3 separate regions of the Homo sapiens genome follow, and regions 2 and 3 are each linked to region 1. Evidence: chromatin contacts called from ENCODE Hi-C or POLR2A ChIA-PET data. All regions are on one chromosome and are shown on one strand. The core of a region is the stretch at or near the end of the contact, and the rest is flanking DNA. Distances in the headings are between cores, read along the strand shown.

Region 1 (4,539 bases), core at 1-2,500:
GGCTTAGATGTCACTTCAGTGACAGTGATGCCTCCCTTGGCCAACTGGTTTCCATGCAACCCCTAGTCAGTCTCCCTTACTAGAAGGAGGGGTTTTTAATCTGTGTTGCTCCTGGCTGTGGCCTTAGTACCTAGAAAGTGCCTGAGCTACAGTAAGTGCTCTATAAATGTTGGTGGAATAAAGTGACTAACAGGCCGGGTATGGTGGCTCACGCCTATAATCCCAGCACTTTGGGAAGCCAAGGTGGGTGGATCACTTGAGATCAAGAGTTCAAGAGCAGACTGGCCAACATGGTGAAACCCCGCCTCTACTAAAAATACAAAAATTAGCCAGGCGTGGTGGCAGGTGCCTGTAGTCTCATCTACTCTACTCAGGAGGCTGAGGCAGGAGAATCGCTTGAACCTAGGAGGCGGAGGTTGCAGTGAGCCGAGATCGCGCCACTGCACTCCAGCCTGGGCGACAGAGAAACTCCATCTCAAAAATATAATAATAATAATAATAAAGTGACTAACAGCAGCAGTGAAGAGTGGGGCTTCTGGACGGGCGCACACCATCAGCGCTCATTAAATGCATGAGTCAGAATGCATGGGCCAGCCTTATGGAATGGGGCCATCTTCACCTCGTTTGCAGAAAGTTTGGAGATGGAGACCCAAAAGGGAAGTGACTTCCCCAAAGTCCCACAGTGCGTGGAGGGGGCAGCCGATCCCTCCACTTCCCCTCTGAGTGGCTGGAGGGATCTTTCTGGCACATTCTGTCCAGTCCCCTCGCCAGGGCAAAACCCTTCCCCATCACCCTCAGGATAAAGTGCCAACTCCCCAGCCTGGCATTTGAGCCCCGTCCTGGCCCGGCTCTGGAAACCTCCCAGGCCTAATCGTTCTCCAGGTGTGTTTATTCCCACCTCCCTTTGCGCCTGTCGTCCCCTCTTCCTGGAACTACATCCCCTCTCTCCCCGATCAGCCCCGACAGGGTGACCACAGAGTTGGGCGTGTTGGCGTCCCCCGGCGCGCAGGGGCGTCACTTCCCGCCCCTTCCTCACTGGGAAGTCCCTCCCATTGTCTAGCCTCAGTGCCCCCTGATATTCCCACAATGCCCCCCTGCCATCCGGCCGCTCCCAGCCCGCGGCCCTGGGGCGCGATGCTCGGGACCCTCAGACGCGCTCACCTCCGGGAGGCCGCACTTGCCCTTGTCCGCGTACGGCGACAGCCCCGCCGCGTAATTCACCGACATCCTCGACTGCCCCACGGGAACAATAAAGTTTCCCTTGTTGAGGCCGCTTCCGCCGGAAGCGGGGCGGGGCGGGGAAGAAGGAGGAACCGCGTTCCAGTCCTGCGCACCCGGCCTCCCACGGCAAGGCGCATGCGCCTCTTGCTGACGCCGCAGGCGACATGTTATCTGCTGTCAGAAGGAAGCCTGCCTCTTTGCATGCAGGTGTTTGCGGGGCTTGGGAAGGGGCTCCCCGATGACCCGGGCGGGAAATTGGGGCGGCCGCCTACGTGAGAGTTCTCCAGTCACCTCTAAAATGCGGGACACAGGCTATCCATGTCCCCACAACCCCTTTTACGGATTAGTAAATTCCGTAAGGACAGAGCCGGACAGCAGGGACCCCAGCCTAAGGGTTTTGAATGCCACGCAGAGTTACCTGAATATCTCATTTGTGTGTGTGTGTGTGTGTGTGTGTGTGTGTGTGACGGAGCCTCGCTCTGTTGCCCAGGCTGGAGTGCAGTGGCGCAATCTCGGTTCACTGCAACCTCCGCCTCTTGGGTTCAAGCGATTCTCCTGCCTCAGCCTCCCTAGTAGCTGGGATTACAGGCGCCCGCCACCACACCCAGCAAATTTTTGTATTTTTTAGTAGAGACGGGGTTTCTCCATGTTGGTCAGGCTGGTCCCGAACTCCTGACCTCAGGTGATCTGACCGCCTCGGCCTCCCAAAGTGCTGGGATTACAGGCGTGAGCCACTGCGTCCGGCCAAGTTATCTGAGTATCATCCAACTGGAGGTTCTGCATTCTGCAGGACAGGTCCTGCTCAAGGTCAATGGGGCTGGTGGCCTGGAGGACTCATTTAAGAATCATGTGTTGAGTACCTACTTTGTACTGGGCACACTGGAGAGCAAAGGTGGTACCATCTATGCCCTGGTGGCTGCGGGTGGACACAAACATGTGACCAGGTAATGGTGACATGGTGTGGTTGGGGTGCAATGGGTGATGCAGAGGGCACAGGGCAGTGAGGGGGCTCACAGGAGGCACCTGACCCAGGCTGGGGGCATCCGGGAGGGCTTCCTGGAGGAGGGGATGTTGCAGCAAAGATCTAAAAAGTGAGTGAGCCGGGCGCAGTGGCTCACACCTGTAATCCCAGCACTTTGGGAGGCCAAGGCAGGTGGATCACCTGAGATTGGGAGTTCGAGACCACCCTGACCAACATGGAGAAACCCCGTCTCTACTAAAAATACAAAATTAGCTGGGTGTGGTGGCCTGTAATCGCAGCTGCTCGGGAGGCTGAGGCAGGAGAATTGCTTGAACCCAGGAGGCGGAGATTGCGGTGAGCCGGAGATCGCGCCATTGCACTCCAGCCTGGGCAACAAGCATGAAACTCCGTCTCAAAAATAAATAAATAAATAAATAAAGAGTGCATGAGTCAGGTAGAGCCGGTTGGGGTGACATGAAGTACAGAAAGAATGTTCCTGGTGGGGGGAACAGCAAGTGCAAAGGCTGAGAAAGAGGAAGAGCATGGCTCCTTCCAGAAACTGAAATCAGTCCAGTGATGATAGGGAAGATCGTGGGTGTCTTCCCGCCAGAGCCAGTTGGCCAACAGGCAGTCCGCTGCCAGCCTGTCTCCTCCCTCGGCTCATCCCCGGCCCCCTGGGGCGGCCGCCTGCTCAGAGCCGATCAGGTGTCAGAGTGGAGCGGCTGGAGCTGCTCGTGGCCCAGCTGGGAGTGGGTAACCGGAGCCGGCAGTGGGCACTGTGGCCGGGAGCTCGGGGCACTGGAGCTGCAGGAGGTAGGGGAGGAAGGAGGTGGGAGAGGCCCAGGACGGAGGATCCCCTTATGGCCCCAGGCCCCTGAGCCCTTGTATGTGGGAGAAAGAAGCCGTGCTGAGTCCTAGCCAGGCTGCGGAGCTACCCAGGTACCCTGACACACACATGCACTCGTTCACCCACGCACTTCCCACTTGCCGGCCTGTGCCCTGCCTAGCTTCCTCCAAGGCAGGTGCTCAACATCCCACCCGGCCATCAGGCCCTTCTTATTTACCATCACCTCTTCCAGCAAGCAGCTTCCTAAATTTAGCAGGCGTTTCTCCCTCCCCCAAGCCCACGGATTGTCTTCTCCCAAGCAGCCTGTGAACTCCTCTGTTGGGTGTCTTATTACCCCCTGCTTTGGGTGTGATTGAATCCTCCAGTCAGAGGTAGAAGAAAAAAGGGTAGGTAGTGAGTGAATGGGCACCGGTGGAGGGGTAGATGAATGGATGGGTGGGTGGATGGATGGGGGGCGAATAGGTGGATTGGTGGTTTGGTAGATGGGTGAATGGGTAGATGTATGGATGGATGGGTGGATGGATGAATGGGTGGGTGATTGGGCAAATGGATGGAGGGATGGATAAGTGGATGGATGGATGGATGGAAGGATCCATGGATGGACTGGTGGGTGGGTGGATGGATGCACTGGTGGGTGGGTGGGTGGATGGATGGATTGGTGGTTGGGTGGGTGGATGGAGGGATGGATAAGTGGATGGATGAGTGGATGGGTGGGTGGGTGGATGGGTGGATGGGTGTGTGATTGGGTGGGCAGATGGGTGGATGGATGGATGCTTGGGCAGATGGATGGATGGGTGGTTGGGTGGATGGATGAAGGGATGGATAAGTGGATGGATGGGTGGATGAGTGGATGGATGAATGGTGGGAGTTGGTAGGTGTTTGGGTGGGTGGATGGATGTGTGGGTGAAATCTGATTAAAGGGTGATGAAGAACCATGAGAACATGAATTGGGTGGGTGGGTTTGTGGGTGGTGGCCAGTGGGTGGTTATACAGTGCTTAGGTGGGAGGATGGATGTCCAGGTGAGTGCATAGGTGGTAAATGCGTGGAAGGGTGGCTTGGAGAATTCACGAGTAGATAGGTGGACAGGTAGAGGCCATGCCAACCCCTACTCCTTGGTAAGAGGCAAATACAGATTCTCCATCACAGAAATCCCTTTCACACATAGGGCCTCACAGTCACACCCCTCAAAAAACACACCCCCTCAAGATAGGCCTGCCTGACCTCCGTGCCTGCCCATGCGGAACGTAGAACAGGCCCAGGTGGACAGAAGTGCACGTGTGCACACGCCCCACACTCAACGTCACACACATGCATGCAGCCATTGCCCCAGACCTCCACCCACTATGGGTGAATTGCTGTCACATGGAGGTTCCCTCTGACTATGTAGCAAACATGCCTCTGTGCTGAGAGCCGTCAGCCCTGGCTTCAGTCCCCAGGGAGCCCCTGACTGTTGAAAAGGACAGAATCAGCCCAGACCCTTCCAGCCCATGGAGCCAGGGGTGAGGCAGA
Region 2 (4,539 bases), core at 1,509-4,008, 85 kb after region 1:
TTCTTTTTTTTTTGAATGAATCAACAGAGTAAAGGTACTTTGAAAGCAGTCCAACCTTTTTTGATTTACTCCCTCAGTCTTGTGCCTCTACCTGATTTGATAGCAGGTGTTTTATTTGGTTTTAACGTGATTCACCTTCATCAAGACTTTTCAAACCTTCACCCTAACTTTTATAGGAAGGAATATCTCCACACTTGCGTTTTCTTGGTTTATTTTATTTTTATTTTAGAGATGAGGTCTTGCTCTGTCACCCAGGCTGGAGTGCAGTGACGCGATCACAGCTCGCTGCAGCCTCCAACTCCTGGGCTCAAATGATCCTCCCACCTCAGCCTCTCAAGTAGCTGGGACCCACAAGTGTGTAGTGTGTGCCACCACAGCCAGCTAATTTTTAATTTTCTTTTCTTTTTTTTTTTTTAGAGGCGAGTCTGTATGTTGTCTAGGCTGGTCTCAAACTCCTATCCTCAAGCAGTCCTCCCGCCTTGGCCTCCCAATCCTTAGTTTAGTTTAATGATGATGAGTACCACCTGTAGAAACAGGTTTGGGAACTAACCTAGGTAACTTTTTTTTTTTTGAGACGGTCTTGTTCTTTCGCCCAGGCTGGAGTGCAGTGGCACGGTCTCGGCTCACTGCAACCTCCGGCTCCCAGCCTGTAGCAATTGTCCTGCCTTAGCCTCCTGAGTAGCTGGGATTACAGGCGTGTGCTACCACACCTGGCTAGGTTTTGTATTTTCTTTTTATTAATAAAGAGACGGGGTTTCACCATGTTGACCAGGCTGGTCTCGAACTCTTGACCTCAAGTGGTCCACCCGCCTCGGCCTCCCAAAGTGTTGGGATTACAGGTGTGTGCCTCTGTGCCTGGCCATCTGTGCCTTTTGACTTCTTTTCCTCATTTTGACATCAGCCCAGAGCTACGACATTTTTTTTTTTTTTTTTCGAGACGGCGTCTCGCCCTGTCACCCAGGCTGGAGTGCAGTGGCACGATCTCGGCTCACTGCAACCTCTGCCTCCCAGGTTCAAGCGATTCTCCTGCCTCAGTCTCCCGAGTAGCTGGGATTACAGGCGTGTGCCACCAAGCCTGGCTAATTTCTTGTATTTATAGTAGAGACGGGCTTTCACCGTGTTAGCCAGGATGGTCTCTATCTGACCTCGTGATCCACCTGCCTTGGCCTCCCAAAGTGCCGGGATTAGAAGCATGAGCCACTGCGCCCGGCCCAGAGCCACAACTTTAAGGAGGCCTCTCCACCACCTTAGCAGTGGCCGCCCCTCACACCGTCAGCTTGGCACTCAAGGTCTCTGCCCATTCTCCATCCCACCTAGCCTGCCCTGGCACTTCCTGAATCACACTGTGGCTTCTCATCACGCCTTTACCCATGCCATTCCCCTTACCTGGGATGCCCCCTTTGCCAAGCACTCGCTTGGTGAACTCCTACTCGCCCTTCAATACCCAATGCAAGACGCCCTTCCTCTGAGAAGCTCATCCTCACAATTCAAGCTCACGCACCCTGGCTTCTCTCTCACCCAGATGGATGTTATCCTGGGTATTGGTCTCCTTGTCCCTCTCCCTCCCCACACGGTGAGCTCCGTGAGGGCAGAGCACCCATTGGGACTTCCTTAACCCAGTGGTTACCACTTCCTCTATTTAAACATAAAACAGATTGAAGAGGCTAGATGCAGTGGCTCACGCCTGTCATCCCAGCTCTTTGGGACGCTGAGACGGGAGGATCGCTTGAGCCAGGAGTTTGAGACCAGCCTGGGCAACATAGCGAGATCCCGTCTCTACAAAAATTAAAAATGTTAGCCTGCCATGGTGGCGTGCACCTGCAGGAGGCTGAGGCAGGAGAATCGCTTGAGCCCAGGAGTTCGAGGCTGCAGTGAGCTATGATTGCACCACTGCACTCCAGCCTGGGCAATAGAGTGAGACCTTCCCCCCAAAAAAATTTTTTTAATAATATAGATTAAAGGGTCCCTTCTGTTGCAGTTAAGGAGCTGGAGGCCTTTTCTACCTGCCCCTAACTCTTTCTCAAGGCGGCTTCCTCCATTTTCACTCGTTCTCTCAAGTACATTGAGCACCTCCTTGTGCCAGGAACTGTTTGTGGCACCGCAGAGCCAGCAGTGGGGAAGACAGGAGCTCACGGCAGAGTTGGGGAGAGAGTTATAACAGCCAGCAGAGGGCACTGTGAGCGTGGACATGCAGCCTGCATGTGAGCTTGAACCATGATGGGCTTCTCAGAGGAGGGGTGTCTTGTGTTGGGTATTGAAGGGTGAGTAGGAGTTCACCAAGCGAGTGCATGGAAAAGGGGGCATCCCTGGTGAAGGGAATAGCATGGGTAAAGGCGTGGAGATGAGAAGCCATGGTGTGACTCAGGAAGTGCCAGACCAGGCTATGTGGGATGGAGAATGGGCAGAGGCCTTGAGTGCCAAGCCTAGGGCAGTGGGGAGCCATAGAGGAGTTTAGAGCAGAGGAGGAATGTGGTCAGTGCAGCAGTGGAAGAGTGGGCATGGGGCAGTGAGCAGGGGTTGTGGCGAGGGGCCAGACTGGGCCCTGGATCCGGGCCAGACCCCCACATGTGTCCCCATCACCTGCAGGCCCCAAAGCCCAAGAGGAAGGTGGAGGTCTGGGAGCAGAGCGTTGGCAGCCTGGGCAGCCGGCCCCCGCTGTCGAGGCTGGTCGTGGTGAAGAAGGCAAAGGCCGACCCGGACTGCAGCAACGGGCAGCCTCAGGCGGCCCCCACCCCAGGTAAGGTCACAGAGTTCCCAGAGCCGGGCGCGGTTTCTATAGTGGCCTGTAGGTGGCAGCAGCTCCCTTTGCAGTTACAGAGACTTCATGGGGTGGGTGGGGGCGGCCTGCGACCCCCACAGGACCAATTAGTGGAGTGAGCAGAGAAGGCAGGCGGCTTCTTTTTTTCTTTTTTCTTTTTTCTTTTTTTTTTTTTGAGACAGAGTCTTGCTCTGTTGCCCAGGCTGGAGTGCAGTGGTGCCATCTCGGCTCACCGCAACCTCCGCCTCCCTGGTTTGAGCAGTTCTCTGCCTCAGCCTCCCAAGTAGCTGGGACTACAGCACCACGCCCGGCTAAATTTTTGTATTATTAGTAGAGGTGGGATTTCTCCATGTTGGTCAGGCTGGTCTGGAACTCCCGACCTCAGGTGATCCACTCACCTCGGCCTCCCAAAATGCTGGGATTACAGGCATGAGCCACCGCGCCCGGCCTGTTTTTGTCTTTTAGTTGCCTTAGTATGATGTTTCCTAAGGCGATTAAGTCCACAGTGACTGGACTGTGAACTTTGCGCCATTTCCATTCTTGGCAGCGCACGTTGCCTGCCTGGGCAAGGTTTGCATTGGCCATTGTTCAGAAGCGGAGCTGTTGAGTCCCGGGTGTGCAGATGTAAATCTGCAATGGGTCCCATCAGGTGCCATCCAGAAAGGCCAGGCCATTCACATGCTGTCACCTCTGGACCTTGCAAACCTGCAGAGGTGGCCGGCCCCGTGCCTTGTCCCTGGCCTGTCTGCTGTGGAGCTGAGATGAGCTAACTCTCGCTCTCCCACCAGGAGCCCCGCAGAACAGGAAGGAGGCCAACCCTACACCCCTGACGCCTGGCGCGTCCTCCCTGAGCCAACTGGGTGCATACCTGGACAGTGACGACAGCAACGGCAGCAACTGAGCCCTCCCAGGACCCCCTCACGGGGTCAAAGTCACACGTCCAGCTTCAGCCACATTGAGGCCAGCATTGCTGGTGGTCAGGGCAGGAGGCCTTGGCGTGACTGGAGGCCGGACAGACAAGCGCCAGCGTGCTCCAACACATAGGGCCACCAGGGGCCTCAGCCCCAGGAGGTCCCTTCTCTGTGCCCTCACCAGCCTCTCAACACCTCGGGGACCCCTGCTGCTCCTGCCCCCACCTGTCACTGTGCTTAGGGCTGCAACATCCCTGGAGCAGCTTCCAACACTACTTCAGGGTGGCAGTGTTTGGGGCACTGGGCGAGCCTGCCGGCCTCTAGATGGCCTCATCTCTTCCTTCCACAAACTGTCTAGAACCAATAAAAGGAAACCTGCCAACCGCCTGGGCCCCTTCTCTCTCCCAGAGTCTGATGAGGAGGTCCCAGGACCTCCTCTGTTAGCACAATTCGAGGGTCATTCCACAGAGGTTTGTTTGTGTCTTGAGACAGGATCTCACTCTGTTGCCCAGGCTGGAGTGCGGTAGCGTATTCTTGACTCACTGCAGCCTTGAACTTCCGAGCTCAGGTGATCCTCCCACCTCAGCCTCGCGAGTCGCTGAGACCTCAGGTGGATGCCACCATTCCTGGCTAACTTTTTGTATATTTAGTAGAGACTGGGTTTCATCATGTTGCCCAGGCTGATCTTGAACTCATGGGCTCAAGTGATCCTCCTGCCTCAGCCTCACAAAGTGCTGGGGTCACAGGCATAAGCCACTGTAACAGGCATGAGCCCAGATATTTATATTTAGTTGTCGCCTGAGTGTGCATCTGGGCTCTTTTTGTTTTCTCTTCTTTTTTTTTTTCTTTCTTTACCTTTTTTTTTTTTTT
Region 3 (4,539 bases), core at 1,423-3,922, 74 kb before region 1:
CTGTGGTCTCAACTACTCGGGAGGCTGACGTGGGAGGACAGCACCAGTACACTCCAGGCTGGACAACTGAGCAAGACCCTGACTTGAAAATACAATAAACAAATGAATGGGCCAATGCTATGTTTATTTTATTTTTCTTTTATTTTGAAATGGAGTCTTGCTGTCGCCAGGCTGGAGTGCAGTGGCATGATCTCGGCTCACTGCAACCTCCGCCTCCCGGGTGCATGTGATTCTCCTGCCTCAGCCTCCTGAGGAGCTGGGACTACAGGCGTGCGCCACCATGCCCAGCTAATTTTGTATTTTTAGTATAGATGGGGTTTCACCATGTTGGCCAGGATGGTCTTGAACTCTTGACCTCGTGATCCGCCTGCCTTGGCCTCCCAAAGTGCTAGGATTACAAACGTGAGCCACTGCACCCAGCCCATGCTATGTTTATTTTCTACAACCACCCCTCCACTACATGAATAGTGTTGTACTGTGGGGATACTCCCATTCAGTACACCATTGTGGATTTCACTTTGCCACTGCAAAGCAGCCAAATATCATTCTTTAATCACTCCCTTACTGATGGACATGTCCAGTTTCCATTACAGTAGAACAAGACGGGCATTCTTCAGCAGATAGGACGAGACCCCCAGAAAGGCCAAGGGGCACCTCTACGAGGTCCGTAAGCCACTGGCTCTCCTTTCCCCATCCCATGAGGCCCCACTGTCCACTGGGTTCTTGCCCCGAGTTATCCAGTAATAGGTTCAGACCCCAGGGAAGCAGCCAGCCCCACTGTTCCTAAGTTCCAGTCACCAACAAGTGCTTGCCATTTTATATAAATACATCACTGGGCACGGTGGCTCACCCCTGTAATCCCAGCACTTTGGGAGGCTGAGGCGGGAGAATCGTTTGAGCCCAGGAGTTCAAGATTAGCCTGGGAAACATAGTGCCATCCCATATCTACAAAAAAACTTGCCGGGCGCGGTGGCTCACGCCTGTAATCCCAGCACTTTTGGGAGGCAGAGGCAGGCGGATCACGAGGTCAGGAGATCGAGACCATCCTGGCTAACACAGCGAAACCCCGTCTCTACTAAAAATACAAAAAATTAGCCGGCTGTGGTGGCGGGCGCCTGTAGTCCCAGCTACTCGGGAGGCTGAGGCGGGAGAATGGCGTGAACCTGGGAGGTGGAGCTTGCAGTGAGCCAAGATTGTGCCACTGCACTCCAGCCTGGGCGACAGAGCTAGACTCCGTCTCAAAAAAAAAAAAAAAAAAAAAAACAAACTTAAAAAGCTACTCAAGCGTGCTGGTGCACCTGTAGTCCCGGCTACCTGGAAGGTTGAGGCAGGAGGATCGTTTGAGCCCAAGAGGTGGAGGCTGCAGTGAGCTAGGATCATGCCACTGCACTCCAACCTGGGTGACAGAGAGAGACCTTGTACCCCCTACCCCCCACAAAAAAAGAAGGAAAAAAATGCAAAATAAAGATGACATAGAAATATGAGGAAACAGCGTAGAAATACAGGGAAATGGCTGCAGCAGCCAGGACATGGATGCAACACCTGTGCGTGCCGGGTGCCATCCTGGGAGGAGCTCACACAGTCCTCACCCCAGCAGGGACTACGACCTCCCTCAGCTTCACAGCAGAAGCGGCAAGAGTCCTGTCCCGAACCCGTGGTAAGGGTGAGCGGTGGGGCCGAGACCTGACCCGGACGCCCATCCTCAGCCCCGGTGCTAAGCTGCCCCTTTGCCTCACTGGGGTGGCCTGGGAGGGAATGAATCAGGTGCTGGGCAGGCCCTTCCATGGAAACCTATGGGCACTCAGGTGAATTCCGAGAGCATCGTTCAGCATGGAGAGAATTCACAGGGCCGGCGAGGATGGCAGGGATGGCCCCCTTGGATGACTTTACTTCCACGGATGCTGCCCTGTCAGGGCTCACCCAATGCTTTAAAAATCAACGTGCTCCACGTTGTTTTTGTTTGTTTGTTTGTTTTGAGATGGAGTCTCGCTCTGTGGCCCAGGCTGGAGTGCAGTGGCACGATCTCAGCTCACTGAAAGCTCTGCCTCCAGGGTTCACGCCATTCCCCTGCCTCAGCCTCCCAAGTAGCTGGGACTACAGGCACCCGCCACCATGCCTGGCTAATTTTTTTTGTATTTTTTTTTTTTTTTTTAGTAGAGACGGGGTTTCACCACGTTAGCCAAGCCAGAATAGTCTCGATCTCCTGAACTCGCCTCGGCCTCCCAAAGTGCTGGGATTACAGGTGTGAGCCACCGCCCCTGGCTAGACCACCTCGGAACTTTTAAAGGGTGCACTCCATAACACAGACAGCACGGCCTGTGTCTCCCTCCTGCAGCCTGGTGGTCTGTGTGGTGTCCCCTGGGGTGCCAGCACCCACTCTGGGAACCCCCATTTTAAATTCACCAAGAATAGAGGTTGGGGGCGGGTTGCCACACTGTCCCCTTTCTGCATGGGAGGAAGGGGGCTCGAGAACTGAGTCAGCCACACAAAACGAGGATGGACAGAACTCCTGAGTAGCGAGGGTGCCTGCCGGGCGCGAGGAGGAGGGGGAAGACGAGGAAGACGAGGAGGAGGAATAGGGAGCACCACATGACAGAGGGGCTGCCTCAGACCACAAAGCGCTTCCTCATCCTTTCCTCGCCCTTTGATGCCGCCGGCAACGTGACTCTGCGAGCAGCGGGGCAGACGCCAGGTCTCCCTCGCAGGCGGGAAAGGGGCTCCAAGGCGGGTGCTGCCTTGCTCGGGTCACATGGCTACGTGGGGGCCTTGCTCAAATTCACTTCCTGCCTTCATTACAAAACTGTCAAAGGGGATCGCACGTTTGCAGGGTGTCACCCAAGCATTCTGGTTTTGCAAACGACGCTGTGCGGCAGGCGGTCTGATACCTGATGAGCTCGGTGTGGCGGGGTCGGCAGCATTTCCTCCGGGGTTTTGAGCTCTGGCCACTTCTCCTTTTGTTCCACCCAATCTCACCCACTTCTGGGCTTCGAGGCCAGAGTGTCTTAACAAGGGGGCACGTCAGAGTCAATGAAGGGGGTGCCTGTACCCCACCCTAGAGACTGTGGTCCCACAGATCTGAGCTGGGGGAGGCACAGGCCTGCCTTGACAAGCTCAGACTGCCACACTTTCCTGAGAAGGCCATTTAAAAACAGTCATCAGCTTTGTTATGTTTTGAGACAGCATCTCGCTCTGCTGCCCGGGCTGGAGTGCAGTGGCGTGACCAAAGCTCACTGTAGCCTCAACCTCCTGGGCTCAAGTGATCTTCCCACCTCAGCCTCTCATGTAGCTGGTGCTATTTTTATCCCCATTTTTAAATGTTGTTAACAATTTTAAAACAGGCACGTGCCACCACACTCACCTAATATTTTAAATTATAGAGATGGTTTCTCACTATGTTGCCCAGCCTGGTATCGAACTCCTGGGCTTAAATGATCCTCCCACCTCAGCCTCCCAAAATGGTAGGATTACAGGCATGAGCCACCGTGCCCGGCCTAATAGGGATCAGTTTTTAATTGCATCTACCCTGGAACCCAGCAATTCCCTCACACAGCTTACCTCACAGGTGTGCCTGCGAGTCAGTGCCATGTTATTTGAGATAGGGCAGAGACTGGAAACAACCTACGTACCCCCCAAAACGGGAGTGTTTTCCCTCTCTGCTGTCATAAGGACGCCCGGGATACAGCAAGAGAAAAAGCAAAGCTGGGAGGAAGACATGAGTGCTTAAAAAACAAAATCATTGGCTGGGCGCGGTGGCTCACACCTGTAATCCCAGCACTTTGGGAAGTCGAGGCAGGTGGATCACCTGAGGTCAGGAGTTTGAGACCAGCCTGGCCAAGATGGTGAAACCCTGTCTCTACTAAAAATACAAAAATTAGCCAGGAGTGGTGGCGGGCGCCTGTAATCCCAGCTACTCGGGAGGCTGAGTCAGAAGTATCACTTGAATCTGGGAGGTGGAGGTTGCAGTGAGCCGAGATTGTGCCACTACTAGATTCTAGCCTGAGTGACAGAGTGAGACTGCCTCTCAAAAAAACAAAAAGAAAACAAAACAAAACCAAAGGCATCTACATATACATACTTGTATGGCATCGACTGCCTTGAGAAGGATCCCCTGGAAGCCAGCGCACTGTTGCCTCTGAGGAAAGGGGCCGTGAGGGGGTCTTCCTTCTCCCCAACATGCTCTGTTCCGTGGAGGCCCTGCCCCTGCCCCTGCCCCGGACGCACTCACCATGTGTTCCATGCAAATGCTGATCTCCCCGTCACTGTAGAAGGCCCCGTAGAAGCCCACGATGTACGGCGAGTTGCATTCGTGCAGGACCTGCAGCTCGCGGATGATCTGGTTCCGGATGGCCGGCTTGATCTCAAGGTGGATCAGCTGCAAGGGGAGAGGGGCGAGACTGGCTTGGGGGGTGCCCGAAAACGGGATGAAGGCATTTGGGGCCTCTGCTCTGCAGGCGTTCCCAACAGTGGTCAAGACCAACTCAGTACCCCCTCCGCAATTCCACCCCTAGGTGTCTGCCTAGAAGTGGACACATACGTCCA

The links. Hi-C counts contacts between places; a loop is a spot of excess contacts on that map. ChIA-PET counts read pairs that join two places held with the same protein, here RNA polymerase II (POLR2A). Pooled maps may share reads with other maps.
Region 2: a pooled map shows a loop between it and region 1 (2.6-fold over the local background). The contact joins the enhancer-like site here to the promoter of SIRT6 in region 1. A Hi-C loop is called at or near these places in 2 of 50 pooled maps. POLR2A ChIA-PET finds 5 or more read pairs at or near these places in 2 of 52 experiments (OCI-LY7 and activated CD4-positive, alpha-beta T cell).
Region 3: a loop to region 1 is called in a map of CD4-positive, alpha-beta memory T cell, with 2.0 times the contacts of the local background. The contact joins the enhancer-like site here to the promoter of SIRT6 in region 1. A Hi-C loop is called at or near these places in 2 of 168 maps with a recorded cell type or tissue (CD4-positive, alpha-beta memory T cell and breast epithelium), 4 of 37 single-sample maps with no recorded cell type and 7 of 50 pooled maps. POLR2A ChIA-PET finds 5 or more read pairs at or near these places in 4 of 52 experiments (GM10248, HepG2, Panc1 and 1 more).

The regions. Positions count from the first base shown.
Region 1 is chr19:4,181,313-4,185,851 of GRCh38, forward strand. SIRT6 (sirtuin 6) reads right to left here and starts at 1,251. Exons shown (of 8, transcript NM_016539.4): 1 at 1,162-1,251. The coding sequence starts at 1,227. ANKRD24 (ankyrin repeat domain 24) reads left to right here and starts at 1,377. Exons shown (of 22, transcript NM_001393985.1): 1 at 1,377-1,428. RefSeq lists enhancers at 1,225-1,314, 1,385-1,434.
Region 2 is chr19:4,265,038-4,269,576 of GRCh38, forward strand. It overlaps YJU2 (YJU2 splicing factor homolog), which reads left to right. Exons shown (of 8, transcript NM_018074.6): 7 at 2,587-2,737; 8 at 3,547-4,051. The coding sequence ends at 3,659. Among named protein-coding and RNA genes, the nearest start is that of SHD, 12 kb to the right of the region's middle. Within about 2 kb of position 2,759, at least 4 of the 41 ENCODE cell types and tissues checked have a DNase peak (open chromatin) inside an H3K27ac peak, as active enhancers do.
Region 3 is chr19:4,106,284-4,110,822 of GRCh38, forward strand. MAP2K2 (mitogen-activated protein kinase kinase 2) reads right to left here. Exons shown (of 11, transcript NM_030662.4): 3 at 4,226-4,372. Among named protein-coding and RNA genes, the nearest start is that of MAP2K2, 16 kb to the right of the region's middle. RefSeq lists an enhancer at 3,063-3,192. Within about 2 kb of position 2,673, at least 8 of the 41 ENCODE cell types and tissues checked have a DNase peak (open chromatin) inside an H3K27ac peak, as active enhancers do.